Regions from separate parts of the Homo sapiens genome. Here all the other regions are linked to region 2. The links are chromatin contacts, found by Hi-C or POLR2A ChIA-PET in ENCODE. All regions are on one chromosome and are shown on one strand. Each heading gives the region's core, a stretch centred on a gene start or an enhancer-like site at or near the end of the contact. The rest is flanking DNA. Distances are from core to core; before and after follow the strand shown.

Evidence for each region. Hi-C counts contacts between places; a loop is a spot of excess contacts on that map. ChIA-PET counts read pairs that join two places held with the same protein, here RNA polymerase II (POLR2A).
Region 1: a loop to region 2 is called in a map of sciatic nerve, with 28 times the contacts of the local background. The contact joins the promoter of L3MBTL2-AS1 here to the promoter of TSPO in region 2. A Hi-C loop is called at or near these places in 1 of 168 maps with a recorded cell type or tissue (sciatic nerve). POLR2A ChIA-PET finds 5 or more read pairs at or near these places in 1 of 52 experiments (activated CD8-positive, alpha-beta memory T cell).
Region 3: a map of breast epithelium shows a loop between it and region 2 (11-fold over the local background). The contact joins the enhancer-like site here to the promoter of TSPO in region 2. A Hi-C loop is called at or near these places in 1 of 168 maps with a recorded cell type or tissue (breast epithelium). POLR2A ChIA-PET finds 5 or more read pairs at or near these places in 2 of 52 experiments (BJ and WTC11).

The regions. Positions count from the first base shown.
Region 1 is chr22:41,216,377-41,220,944 of GRCh38, reverse strand. It overlaps L3MBTL2-AS1 (L3MBTL2 antisense RNA 1), which reads left to right and starts at 3,318. Exons shown (of 3, transcript NR_148200.1): 1 at 3,318-3,913. It overlaps L3MBTL2 (L3MBTL histone methyl-lysine binding protein 2), which reads right to left. Exons shown (of 17, transcript NM_031488.5): 5 at 3,743-3,822; 6 at 1,409-1,526; 7 at 77-211. RefSeq lists enhancers at 1,750-2,446, 2,447-3,144.
Region 2 is chr22:43,149,293-43,153,464 of GRCh38, reverse strand. TSPO (translocator protein) reads right to left here and starts at 1,906. Exons shown (of 4, transcript NM_000714.6): 1 at 1,861-1,906. RefSeq lists an enhancer at 1,214-1,313 and a silencer at 1,935-2,154.
Region 3 is chr22:44,362,050-44,366,121 of GRCh38, reverse strand. No RefSeq gene overlaps it. Among named protein-coding and RNA genes, the nearest start is that of SHISAL1, 51 kb to the right of the region's middle. Within about 2 kb of position 2,446, at least 20 of the 41 ENCODE cell types and tissues checked have a DNase peak (open chromatin) inside an H3K27ac peak, as active enhancers do; they include breast epithelium, where a contact is called at or near this core.

The DNA of each region.
Region 1 (4,568 bases), core at 2,069-4,568, 1.9 Mb after region 2:
CCTAACACAAGCAGAGGACTCTCCCTCTACCAGGGGCCCTACGGGAACAAGAGAGGAAATGTTCTCATCAACTCACTCCGTGGGGGCACTAGGATCTTGCTGTTGATGGCACACCAGCCAATGGGGTGGACATCCACTGTTCCCAGGTTGCACCAGAAGTCATGGCTGGCGTCATTTTCAAAGCCTTCATACCGAAGCAGCACCCGATACCCTGAAAGGAAAGGAAAGGGCACCTGTGAGGGAGGGTGAGCTGGGGAAGGTATGTTCTGTTTTTTTTTTTTTTTTCTGAGACGAAGTCTTGCTCTGTCGCCCAGGCTGGAGTGCAGTGGCGCCATCTCAGCTCACTGCAAGCTCCACCTCCAGAGTAGCTGGAACTACAGGCGCCTGCCACCACGCCCGGCTGATTTTTTTTTGTATTTTAAATAGAGACGGGGTTTCACCGTGTTAGCCAGGATGGTCTCGATCTCCCGACCTCGTGATCTGCCCTCCTCGGCCTCCCAAAGTGCTGGGATTACAGGCGTGAGCCACCGGGCCTAGCTTGGGGAAGGTATGTTCTTAAGCCTTCTCTTTTCTCTAGCCTAAGCTGGACTTCTGGCACCTATACTTCCAGGCAAGTGGATTCCTGTTGTCCACAACAGTCCTAGCCAAACAAATTCATGCTCCTAGTTCGGAAAGCATTATGGAATGGTGCTGAGAGTTAATTCTCTATAACCTGATCATCCTTGGAATGAATTTTACTTTTTAAATTTTTTCATTTTTTATAGAGACAGTATCTCACTATATTGCCCCGTCTGGTCTCGAACTCCTGAGCTCAAACAATCCTCCTGCCTCTGCCTCCAAAGTGCTGGGATTAGAGGTGTGAGCCACGAAACCTGGCCCTGGAACAAACTTTAAAAATTGGGGTTTCCAGCCAGGCACGGTGGCTCACGCCTATAATCCCAGCACTTTGGGATGCAGAGGATCACCTGAGGTCAGGAGTTTGAGACCAGCCTGGCCAAGATAGTGAAACCCCGTCTCTACTAAAAATACAAACATTAGCCGTGTGTGGTGGCCAGGTGGCCTGTAGTCCCAGCTATTCGGGAGGCTGAGGCAGGAGAATCGCTTGAACCCAGGAGGTGGAGGTTGCAGTGAGCCGAGATCGTGCCACCGTACTCCAGCCTGGGTGACAGAGCAAGACACCATCTAAAAAAAACAAAATAACAAAAACAAACAAAAAAATTTGGGGTTTCCAAGCCTGCCAAGCTCTGTGTTCCCTTCTCCGGTAAAAGAATCCTTAGAAGTGGGGCAAAAATTCCAGTGGGTGGGATTTTTGTTTTATGAAGCCAACTCCTGCCTACAACACTGTTCACCCATCTAGAGATGTCACTCTGCAGACACATCCCTGGCCCTGCCCTGGCCAAACACTCACCTGCTGTCTGGATGACAGAGGCGATCCAGTACACCCGGCTGGGGAGCACAGCATCACTGTTGAGCACCTCCACCTTCATCCCTTTCATCACATCCTCCCACTGGTCATAGAGTGGGACCTGTGTGGCGATGAGAGTGTACCGAGAGAGTGAGCTAACTGTGCTAGCAGGGGAGACAGACTGCCTCACGGCCTCAGTCAAGTCCTCGTTTGCACCTCAACTTTTCACATCACCCACTGTGTGCAGAACCAGCTACTAGAGATAAAGAGATGAGGTCTCCTGTCCTTGAAGAGCTAAGCCGGGAGTAGAGGTGGAGGTGGTGGGATGCAGGGTGATGGCTAGAGACCCAGAGTCAGACAGAACCGAGTCCTAAAATCTTTATAGGACTGGTTTCTTACTGTATCATTTTGGGCACATGATGCCTTGGTGAGCCTCGATCCCTTCGTCCCTGTGCCAGCCCGAGCAATGGCAGGGCGCTGATATTAGCACAAATATACTTTCCTTCAATCATCATACAAACCTGGGCTGTGGGCATTATGACCCCCTTGTTTACACACAGCCATCCACCTGCAAGTTTACTCTCTACCTCCCCTCCTACTGAAATGCTCCAGGGGGCCAGGCATGGTGGCTCACGCCTGTAATCCCAGCACTTTGGGAGGCCGAGACGGGCGGATCACCTGAGGCTGGGAGTTCGAGACCAGCCTGACCAACATGGAGAATCCATGTCTCTACTAAAAATACAAAATTAGCCGGGCGTGGTGGTGGCACATGCCTGTAATCCCAGCTACTCCGGAGGCTGAGGCAGGAGAATCGCTTGAACCTGGGAGGGGGAGGCTGCTGTGAGCTGAGATAGTGCCATTGCACTCCAGCTCTGGGCAACAAGAGTGAAACTCCCATATCGAAAAAATAAATAAAATAAAATAAAGTGCCCCAGGACAGCACTGGACTGTTTCAGTTGCCTTCCCAGTACCTAATCCTCACTTTCCTGCCAATGGTACTTTTGATTCTCCTTTGGGAGAATCACTTTTTTTAGAGTCTTGCTCCGTCACCCAGGCTGGAGTGCAGTGGCGCAATCTCAGCTCATTACAACCTCCGCCTCTCAGGTTCAAGGGATTCTCCTGTCTCGGCCTCCCAAGTAGCTGGGATTACAGGTGCCTGCCACCACTTCCAGCTAATTTTTGTATTTTTAGTAGAGATGGGGTTTCACCATGTTGGCCAGGCTGGTCTCGAACTCCTCACCTCAGGTGATCCACCCGCCTCGGCCTCCCAAAGTGCTGGGATTATAGGGGTAAGCCACTGCGCCTGGCCAAATTCACCTTTTTTATTCTCAGCCCTGGCTTCAGCCAGTTGAGGTATCCCATTCCATCTCCCTGGTCACTTGAGTTTAGTTCATCACAGAACCCGGACACAGTTGCGCTAGCCCAGGCACGCAGGGGCAGGCTTTTTACAAAGCAAATTGGATTATATGTGTTAGACACAAGGATGATGCAACTCCCTGGAAATGAAAATGCTGAAACTATTAGAGAATTCAGGGCAAAAAAGAGGCTCCCCCTCCAGCAGGAAGGAGGTGCACCTTCATTAGCCATTCAGAGACGAGAGGAGTGAGTTAGCTGAGTCAAGAAGCAGCTGTCATTGTTCAGGGCACTCCCCAGAGTTCAGTGGCAGTTCTGAAAGGAGGAGAGGAAGTGGCTTACTCTGGGTAAAAGACTCCCTACTTCCTCAAGACTAAAGAGGCCTCCTCCTGGATTTCCCGGAGCTTAGGGACGTGGTGTGAAGACAAAACAAGAGTGCTGTTGTGGGCTCTGCTCTCCCGGCCTGCAGGCTCCACACGTCACAGCTGCTGGATATTCGGTTCTTGCGCTCAAGCCCCGCCCCTAAGGGCCTTGCCCTTCGTTCTGGCTTTTACATGATCCGCATCGAGGAGCCTTTTACAGAAGTGGCTCCAGGAGCATCCACATCTGCCTCTCGGGGCCCACGGGGCCCAGGCCAGCTACAGAAGCACCCTGCTTTCCATGGGAAAATGCTGCAAATGGGGGAGAAAGGAGAGAAGGGTTTCAGACTGCAAAGACCCTTCGACATCAGCTAGCACCAAGTTCCATCATGTAAATAAACTGAAGGGCTTCAGACCGGGAGTGAAGCCAAGCAGGTGATAGAAGTGTTTGTAGGAGGATTTTTTTGACATAAACATGAAATGGAGCGAGTGGTAACGCCATCCGTCTCCTGCCCAGACCTCCCCACTGTCACTGTCCAGCCTGAAGCCGCCCTGGTGAAGCAGGTGGAGGAGCAGCTCCAGGCCCGGCTCCCCGGCCTCCCTCCCTCAGCTCCAGGGCACTCACGTGCTTGAAACAGCTGACGGGAGCAGCCTTGTAACTGTGATCCTTCAGGAACTTCCCCCAGTCGAAGCCCAAGACCAGAGCTGCAGAGCAGAGAGGACGAGTCAGACTAGGAGCCTGCGCAGCAGCCACTCCAGGAGCCTGGACCCCAAGGGCCCTGTGGGACCTGCAGAGGTAGGTCCCCCACCCCCAGCAGCCCCTCTCACAGCGCTGCCCACGACACCCTCCTTCACTCCCATACCTGATCCACCAGTGGCCATGAGGGACCACTGTTGAGGACTGAATTGAAAGGTGGCAAGACTCTCAGGAGTAGAGGAACATTCAAAGGGAAATTTCTCGCCCTTCTTCCCCCAAAGGGGAAAACTGAAATATCCCTGGGCTTAAATTCCTCCCTCCGCCCTGAACCTGATTGGCCACACCCAATCTAAATGTGGGGGAGGGGGTGCGCACACACCAGGGCCCCTCCAACTGAGCTCCGGCCTGCTGAGCTCAATTTCAGTTAGAAACTCAGAACAATGATAGCAGAGTTGCTTTATGCATACATTTAACTTGCTTAGCAATTGCTACACACTCAGAGAGAGGCTCCTTTCCTTATCCCACCACCCCTCTCCAAACCTGCCTTCAAACCATATCTGGGCCTTCGTTGCCCCAGGGAAACAGAAACCAAAAGGATAAAAGCAAAGAGAAACAAAAACAGCCAATTCTTGGCTTTTGAATTATCATGGGTAGGAGTCCTGATAATTTAAGGGTGTTTGAAGGCATTTTTCTGGGTAATTTCCACAATACCCAACAGGTGAGGAAGATGCAATCCGCAGTGACCCTGACTTAG
Region 2 (4,172 bases), core at 657-3,156:
CAGGAGAATGGCGTGAACCCGGGAAGCGGAGCTTGCAGTGAGCCGAGATTGCGCCACTGCAGTCCGCAGTCCGGCCTGGGCGACAGAGCGAGACTCCGTCTCAAAAAAAAAAAAAAAAAAAAAAAAAAGAAAACACAAATAAGCCAGGAACAGTGGCTCATGCCTGTAATCCCAGCACTTTGGGAGGCTGAGGTGGGAGGATCGCTTGAGCCCAGGAGTTCTGCAGGAGACTGCAGTGAGCTATGATTGCATCACTGCACTCCAGCCTGCATACCAGAGTGAGACCCTGTCTCAAACAAACAAACAAAAACAAGAAAGGAAGGAAGGAAGGGGAAGAAAGAAAAAAAGAGAAAGAGAAAGGAAAGAAGGAAGGAAGGAAAGAAAGAAAGAAAGAGAAAGAAGAAAGAGAAAGAAGGGGTGGGAAGGGGAGGGGAGGGAGGGAGGAAGGAAGGACGGAAGAAAGGAAGAAAGCAAGCTAAAGTGAAAAGTAGGCTCCCTCCCTGCGAGCCCAAGCCCCTCACCCCAGCTGGAGAACCCGCTGTGAATACTTTCTGGTAGATCCAGCCAGACATCCTGCCTCACGCCAGGCACAAGTGTGTACAGACGACAGGACACAGCACATGTGCACACACACACTCCCAGGAAAGAAAGTGGTCCTCGGGGCACAGTGGAGAAGGCAGGCTGGGATCAGCCTGCACGGGTTCTGGCCCTGGCTCCACCGCGCCAGCTGCGTGACTCTGGACAAAGGCTTCTTTGGCAAGCCTCAGTTTCGCCGAACCTCCCTGTGGGGCTGCCAGCAGCCAGGTGGAGACTCAGGGGCCGCCTTCCCCTGCTGGGCTGAGGCTGGCTCTCCTGTCCTTGCCACACGGCCCCTTTCACCGCCAGTGGAAACCTGCCTCAGGCTGCCCTGTCCCGGGCCCCACCGACTCCACAGAGACGCCGGGCCTCGCCCACTGTTCTGGCAGTAGGCCTTCATGGGCAGGGCTTGCTGTGTGCCAGGCAAGCTGGGCGGCTGCTTCCTGTACACCACCTCCCCTGATATCCTCGCCCTGCCTGAGCCCATTCTGGGACAGCCTCAAGTCCTGTCTCTCCTGCCATCCAGCCCAGGGCACGCTGCTGGTATCCCGTAGCCCTGGCCCCTGGCAGGCTGGCCAGAGGGGCTCCAGGCCCACGCCAGGCCATGGCCTCTGGCAGCTGCCCTGGCCAGCAGCGCGTTCACAGCAGGAAGCCCCCGCTTCTCCTACCTGGGCTCCGGCTTCTTTGCAAGGGGTAGGGGAAGCAGACAGGTCCCAGAGGCTGCTCGGCTCACAGTAAGACCCGTCTAGGCTGCAACGCACCTGAGCCCCGCACTGGGAATCGAGGGCCAGGGGGCCTCTAACCGGCTTTGGGCAAAATAAACTTCCCCGATCTGGACTGTTCTCCACTACGAAACGGGGTGTCTCGGAGATCAAGAGCCCGAGGTCTCCCAGATATTCTGAGACCCTCAAGGGAGTTCCGCCTGGGATTGCCCATCCGCGGAATGGGCAGGAGAGGGAGCGTCGGCCACTCCTGGGACCGCGCTTCCTGCAGGAGAAGCCACGCGGCCAAGGGCTGGGCGTGGCAGGGTTGTCCAAGTTTTCCCTCCCGAACCCCCAGCCGGAGGCGGCCCGCGCTGGAACCCCGGCCGCGGAGGCCCAGACTCTGCTGCCCGCCGCCCCCTGACCCGGTAGCCGAGCCCCAAGTGCTGCCCCGGGTCGCCCCCTCGGGTGTCCAGTCTGCGGCTCCGGCCTCAGTTTCCCTCTGTCCCGCGGCGCTGCCAAGAGTCGCAGCCATGCGGGCCCCCACTTCCCGCTGCCCCCTCCGCGTCCCGTCCTCACTCACCAGCGGCGAGGGCACGCTCCGGGAAGGGCACTGCCTGGCAGGAGTTAGCCAGGCCGCTGTCCCCGCATCCGCCCCGCCCCTCCCAGCCGCCAGGCCCCGCCCCTCTCAGTCGCCCGGCCCCGCCCCGCCCCGCCTGGCAGCCCGGGCACTGGGCCCACTCGCGTCCCCGCGGGACCGGGAGCTCACTCCTCAAAGCCACCTCTCCCGCGGGACGCGCTTCTGCCTCCCCCCGGCCGCGAGCAAGTCTCTCGGCTCCTCCTCCTCCCCATGGTGACCGGTGACGGCCGCCCGGCCAGACCCAACATCTAAAACGTTGCCGTGTGTCCAACGGCGTGTCGTTTGTCGTCTCTTCTAGCCTCACTTTTCCCATCTATAAAATGCAGCAACAAGACCGATCTCCGAGTGGGGAATTACCTCTCCTGAGGCCAAGGCCCTGAGCGTCCTGCTGCCCAGCAGCCTTGGCCCCATTTCCGGAGCACCCCAGTTCCTTGAGCTGTTGACGCAGGGCACGGAGGCAGCGCGCTGCACTCTTAGTCCTGGCCCAGCCACTTTCTGACTGGCTCTCTGGGCCTCCATCTCCTCATCTGTAAAATGGGCACAAAGTCGTGGGACTGATGAGGCCGCAACGCGGTGATGCAGGCAGGACACCCCTCAGATGCTCGGCGCTCAGTGAGGGGAGGCTGCCATCATCACAGCCCAGAGGTGGCCTCCAGCTGCCCAGGTCCACTCCCATGCAGGGTGTGTCCAGCCCCAGGCCCTTGGCACTATGGCTGTCTTGCTGCAGTTCAAGGCTGTCCCAGCTCCCTCCAGACAACTCAGCCTGGCAACGCCCCATCAGCCTGAACCAGCCACGTTGGCCCAAACTGATCCTGCAGGGTCCAAGGAGAACTGTGGCTACTTCTACCCAGACACAGAAGCCAGGAGCCTCCTTGGGGACCAGCCAGGCTGCAGTATGGCTTTCCTAGGACCTGGCATTTTTGCCTTTGTGAGCCTCTTCCTCTATTAAAAAACAAACATACATAAATCTATTTTTTACTGTGTTGGCCTGAAGACAAGGATAACCCAGGCTTGGTTCCATTCTTCATTCATCTTTTTCTTCTGGGTTTCTTTTTTTTTTTTTTTGAGACGGAGTTTCGCTCTTGTCTCCTAGGCTAGAGTACAATGGCACAATCTCGGCTCACTGCAACCTCTGCCTCCTGGGTTCAAGTGATTCTCTCCTCCCTCAGCCTCCCGGTAGCTGGGATTACAGGCGCCTGCCACCATGCCCGGCTAATTTTTGTATTTTTAGTAGAGATGGGGTTTCACCATGTTGGCCAGGCTAGTCTCGAACTCCTGACCTGAAGTGATCCACTGCCTCGGCCTCCTAAAGTGCTAGGATTACAGGCGTGAGCCACCGCACCTGGCAGCTTTGTTTTTTTTTTTTTTTTTCTTTTTTAAAATTCCTTCTGGCCAGGCACGGTGGCTCATGCCTGTAATCCCAGCACTTTGGGAGGCCGAGGTGGGTGGATCACTAGGTCAGGAGTTCGAGACCAGCCTGGCCAACATGGTGAAACCCCATCTCTACTAAAAATACAAAAATTAGCTGGGCATGGTGGTGTGTGCCTGTAATCCCAGCTACTTGGAAGGCTAAGGCAGGAGAATCTCTTGAACCCAGGAGGCAGAGGTTGCAGTGAGCTGAGACGGTGCCACTGCACTCCAGCTTGGTGACAGAGCGAGACTCCGTCTCAAAAAAAAAAAAAAAAAATCCCTTCTTAGCCGGGCGTGGTGGCTCACACCTGTAATCCCAGCACTTTGTGAGGCCGAGGCCGGTGGATCACCTGAGGTCAGCAGTTCGCCACCAGCCTAACCAACATGGTGAAACCCAGTCTCTACTAAAAATACAAAAATTAGCTGGGCATGGTGGCAGGCGCCTGTAATCCCAGCTACTCAGGAGGCTGACACAGGAGAATCGCTTGAACCGGGAGGTGGAGGTTTCAGTGAGCCAAGATCACGCCATTGCACTCCAGCTTGGGTGACACAGTGAGACTCTTTCTCAAAAAAACAAAACAAAAAATAAAATAAAATAAAAATAAGACACACATGTGGCTGGTTGCAGTGGCTCACGCCTGTAATCCTAGCACTTCGGGAGGCCGAGGCAGGCAGATCACTTCAGGTCAGGAGTTGGAGACCAACCTGGCCAACACGGTGAAACCCCATCTCTACTAAAAATACAAAAATTAGCTGGGCGTTGTGGCGGGCACCTTTAATCCCAGCTACTCGGGAGGCTGAAGCATGAGAATCACTTTAACCCGGGAGGTGGAGGCTGCAGTGAG
Region 3 (4,072 bases), core at 1,197-3,696, 1.2 Mb before region 2:
GTGCGCTAACTTGGTGCTTTATCTACCAGGCGGTGGTAAAACTGGTGACTGCTGGCACCTTCATGGGCAGGACTAGGTTGTAAAGCAGCTGAAAACTCTCCAGGTGGGAGAGAGTTTCGTCACGGACATCCTTTGGATCGTCGATGGACTGTTATCTCCCGAGGCAACCTCCTGGTGGGTGAGAGTTCCACTCTGGAGTGTCTAAGCACATAGCTAGATGGACTTGGCCTGTAGCAAGCCTCAGGTGCAGGGGAGGCAAAAGGTTATAATTGCATTTCTAAAGGGATAAGTAGGAAGTAGGGAATAAGGGGAATCAGAGAAAAGAGAAAGATAATAAAAAATAATAACTCATTATATTTTTCTTAGAAAAGTGGGGATACTTGGTTAGACTGTTATTACTCATACCCAGGCCTCCTGCTCCCAGCTCCATGATTTTTCCTTGGCCCTGTGTGACAGGTCTCTGTCTTCGGAACGTGGGGAGGTTTTCTCGGAAAATCCCTCCCACATCTTTCTTGGGATTCTGGTTTCACTGTTTGAGATGAATTCCTTTGAGATCAAAGTTGTCTCCACCTGCAAATGGGAGTTCCACCAGATGACGTGTGATGCTTGCAAAGTGCTGCGGGGCGCGGGGCTCCTAGCAGGTCCTCCATCCATGCAGCTGGCATTAGCATCATGGAGACGGGGAGGGGATGAATCAACAGACACGCAAGTGTGTCTGCTGGGAAGCAGCACCACAGGCCAGGAAGGGTACCCGCTGGGGCCAGCCTGCCCCATCCGATTCCAGCTCTGCTGTGTGCTGGCTGTGTGACCCTGGGGCATCCTTTAGCCTCTCTGTGCCTCAGTGGCTCCCTCTGGAAAGCAAGCATGGTAACAGGCTCCACTCAAAGGGCGCCTGTGACAATTCAACAAGTTTAACATCCATACAGCACTTTATTCATTCTTTCTCAATTCCCCCCTTCACTCCTGTCTGGCAGACTCACTCTCCCCCCTTGCAAGGAACTGCAGCTATTTCACGTCGTTTTTCCAGGGGCTTTGGGTAATGCAAAGTCCAGGCGGCTCTTGTATTAAATTTGAGACTCTTAGAATTTAGAGTTTCCTCCTCCGCCAGCTCAGCTCAGCTCAGCTCCGCATAGTCCAGGGATCGGGGAGGGGTGCGGTCAGTTTCTCCTCTGTCCCCTCCCTCTTGCTGGGTGTTGCTCTTGCCCCTCCAGGGCTGGGCCTGCCCAGGGAAGCAAGGAAGGATTTTTTTGGCAGGGGAGCGGGGGCGCCGGGTCTCCCTGGACAGACACGGCTGTGAGCTGAGGCTGGGCCTCTTGGGTGGTCCTGGAGACCCTCCCCATGGGTTCCTGATTGGCAATGCCGCCCCCTGCTCCAGCTTCCAGGATCCACCCTTTCTTCTGGGTCCAATTTGGCTGAAAGAACAAGTCCTTTTGTCCCACAGCTCCTAGAGTAGCCCAGAGTTTGTTCCCAGACCTTAGCATAAACCCCAAGATGTCCCCAGGGGACAGTTGTTAAGCACTTGGCTGGCTGGCTGGCACCCCTCATCCTTCTCCTTAAGCAGCTACCAGCTCATGTTGCACCCTTGTACCAATTACAGTCAGGCCCCTTCCTCCAGGGTGACCTCCTGGCTTGGCTTGTGGGGGATGGCTCAGTCCTACCCCCATTCGCACCCCAGCCAAGGCCCCACTGACAACCTTAGGGGCCGCTGCCTAGAGGGACTTCTGCTTGAACCCCAGCAGCCACGGGCCCTGGGCTGGCTTCTCTGGCTGACTCAGGAGGCTGTCCCCAGCGCCTCCATCCCTGTGCTCCGTCCTCCCACTGTGCTCCCCTCATTTCGGCATTTATCGCTCTGGCCTGGAGGTCACTCCTTCCATGCATGTCTTCAAAGGCAGAAACCGTGTCCTGGGCAGGCTCTGGCACAGAGTGGCAGTTCCATAAATAACCAGATGAAGCCTCTGTCCCCCGGGGATGGGGGTGTGTGACCTGGGATGTGGCAGTCCCAGGGCCTCTTCCCTGTGCCTGAGGCCCAGCCCCTCCTTCCTCAGGTCAGGGCGAGCCCCCCCAGGGGGAGGTGGGGTCAGGATGATCCCACCACTGCAATTATAAATGCGGCAGGATGGAGGATGGGGTGAGCAGGGGCTGAGGGGAGCCACTCTGATGATTGACAGGGAGTATCCAGGGTGGACAGGTTGCCCTGCCTCTGGACCTTGGTGTTCTCATCTGTGAAATGGGGGCAGTGAGCCAGGCCCGTTTAAGTCAGGGGACTCTGGGCTCCCTCACACAACTAGCGCTCCTGTGGGGACGCTTGGCCTGTCTCTTGGCCAGCCCAGAGCGGCCGTCTGGCTCAAGTGCTGACTCAAAGTGCGTCAGACAAGGGGCCAGAGCGGGATTCCCGGAATGCCCTGGAAAAGTGCTGGCTACCGTCCAGGCGCCGCCGCCAACCATGTGGAGTCTCTCTCATTCCACAGGGAACCCTCATTACTCTCCGGACTGGCGTTCCTGATCCAGCCGGGCTGGCCCTTCCAGAGGGCTGGGAGCCATCAGGGCCGGGGCTGTGGCGAGCAGAGGGATGTGCCAGGTGGTCGTCGTGGCCTCATGTCCTGGGTGTGAGCCTGGGCTGGTCTGAGAGCACTTGGGGCTCGCTCACGCAGGCTGCTGAGCTGGGGGCTCCTAAGCCAGTGACACAGGGCCATGGAGGAAGGAAGGAGCCGGGGTGAGTCACCATGCCTTGAGGGCCCCAAGTCCTAGGGTGAGGTCCTTCATCAGACACTCATAGTCAGGCACCAGGGGCTGCAGATGGCCCCATGCTCCCCGCCCTCCCTGCCCCCACAAAGCCGGCAGTCCACCCAACGAGGCCGAGTCTCTGGAATCAGGCCACATCTCTCTCAGCAACACAAGGCAGCTCCTGGTGGGGAGCGGGGGAAGCCCATTTTACAGATGAGGACACTGGGGCTTAGCAGGTCTAGGGGACTTACTGCAGACCCCGCAGCCAGGACGTAGCAGGGCCACTCGCTCATTCAGTCCTTCAACTACCGTGGGCTGAGAGGCAGGATAGCCAGCGTCTGCACACTTGGGCTAGGAGCCCAGCAGTGCCAGGGGTGACTCCTGGCACCCCCACGTTCTAGGCGTTTACCTTGGACAAGTCACAGCCCCTCTGGGCTTCAGATTCTTTATCTGTGAAATGGGTCTGACACAGTATTTGCCATGGGCATTGAGCATGGTATAAGCCAGCCCATGTCAAGGGCTCAGGGTGTGGCCAGCACACAGCCAGTGGGTGCCCATGTTTGCTGCTATGGTCAACTGGATGGAGCCTTGTGCTGGGTCCTGGGTGCTGGGAAGGGAAGTGAGGGAGACCAAATCCCTGCCTTTGAGATGTTCTTTAGTCTTGTGTGTAAAATAGGGACAAAAATATCTAGCTTCCTTAGGAAGAAAAATAAACAAGATAACTTACAGAAAGCATTTCTTGGAGCCAGGCGCTGCTTGGAGGGTCATTCAATAGGCATCGGTCACCTTCTGCATTTCCCTGGGTGTAACTTTCAGACCAACTGGTGTAAGCTACTTTGGACTCCATTGAATGGACCCACCAGGGCTCACTCAACTGCTTGTTCCTCTATGTGGTTTTTCAACCAGGATGCTACGGCCGAAAGTATCTTTGGAACTAGAGCGTCCCTAAGAACAGTCCCTGGAGGCAGAAGCCGGGCCCTGGCTATAACTAACCCCTGGCTGTAACTAACCCCTGGCTGTAACTAACCCCTGGCTATAACTAACCCCTGGCTGTAACTAACCCCTGGCTATAACTAACCCCTGGCTGTAACTAACCCCTGGCTATAACTAACCCCTGGCTATAACTAACCCCTGGCTGTAACTAACCCCTGGCTATAACTAACCCCTGGCTGTAACTAACCCCTGGCTATAACTAACCCCTGGCTATAACTAACCCCTGGCTGTAACTAACTCCTGGCTGTAACTAACCCCTGGCTATAACTAACCCCTGGCTGTGCTCTGTCAGGGACGGTGGAAGGCATTCCTTTGAGAGAAACATTTGGGATCCTCTGGGTAGAGAATCGTCTTG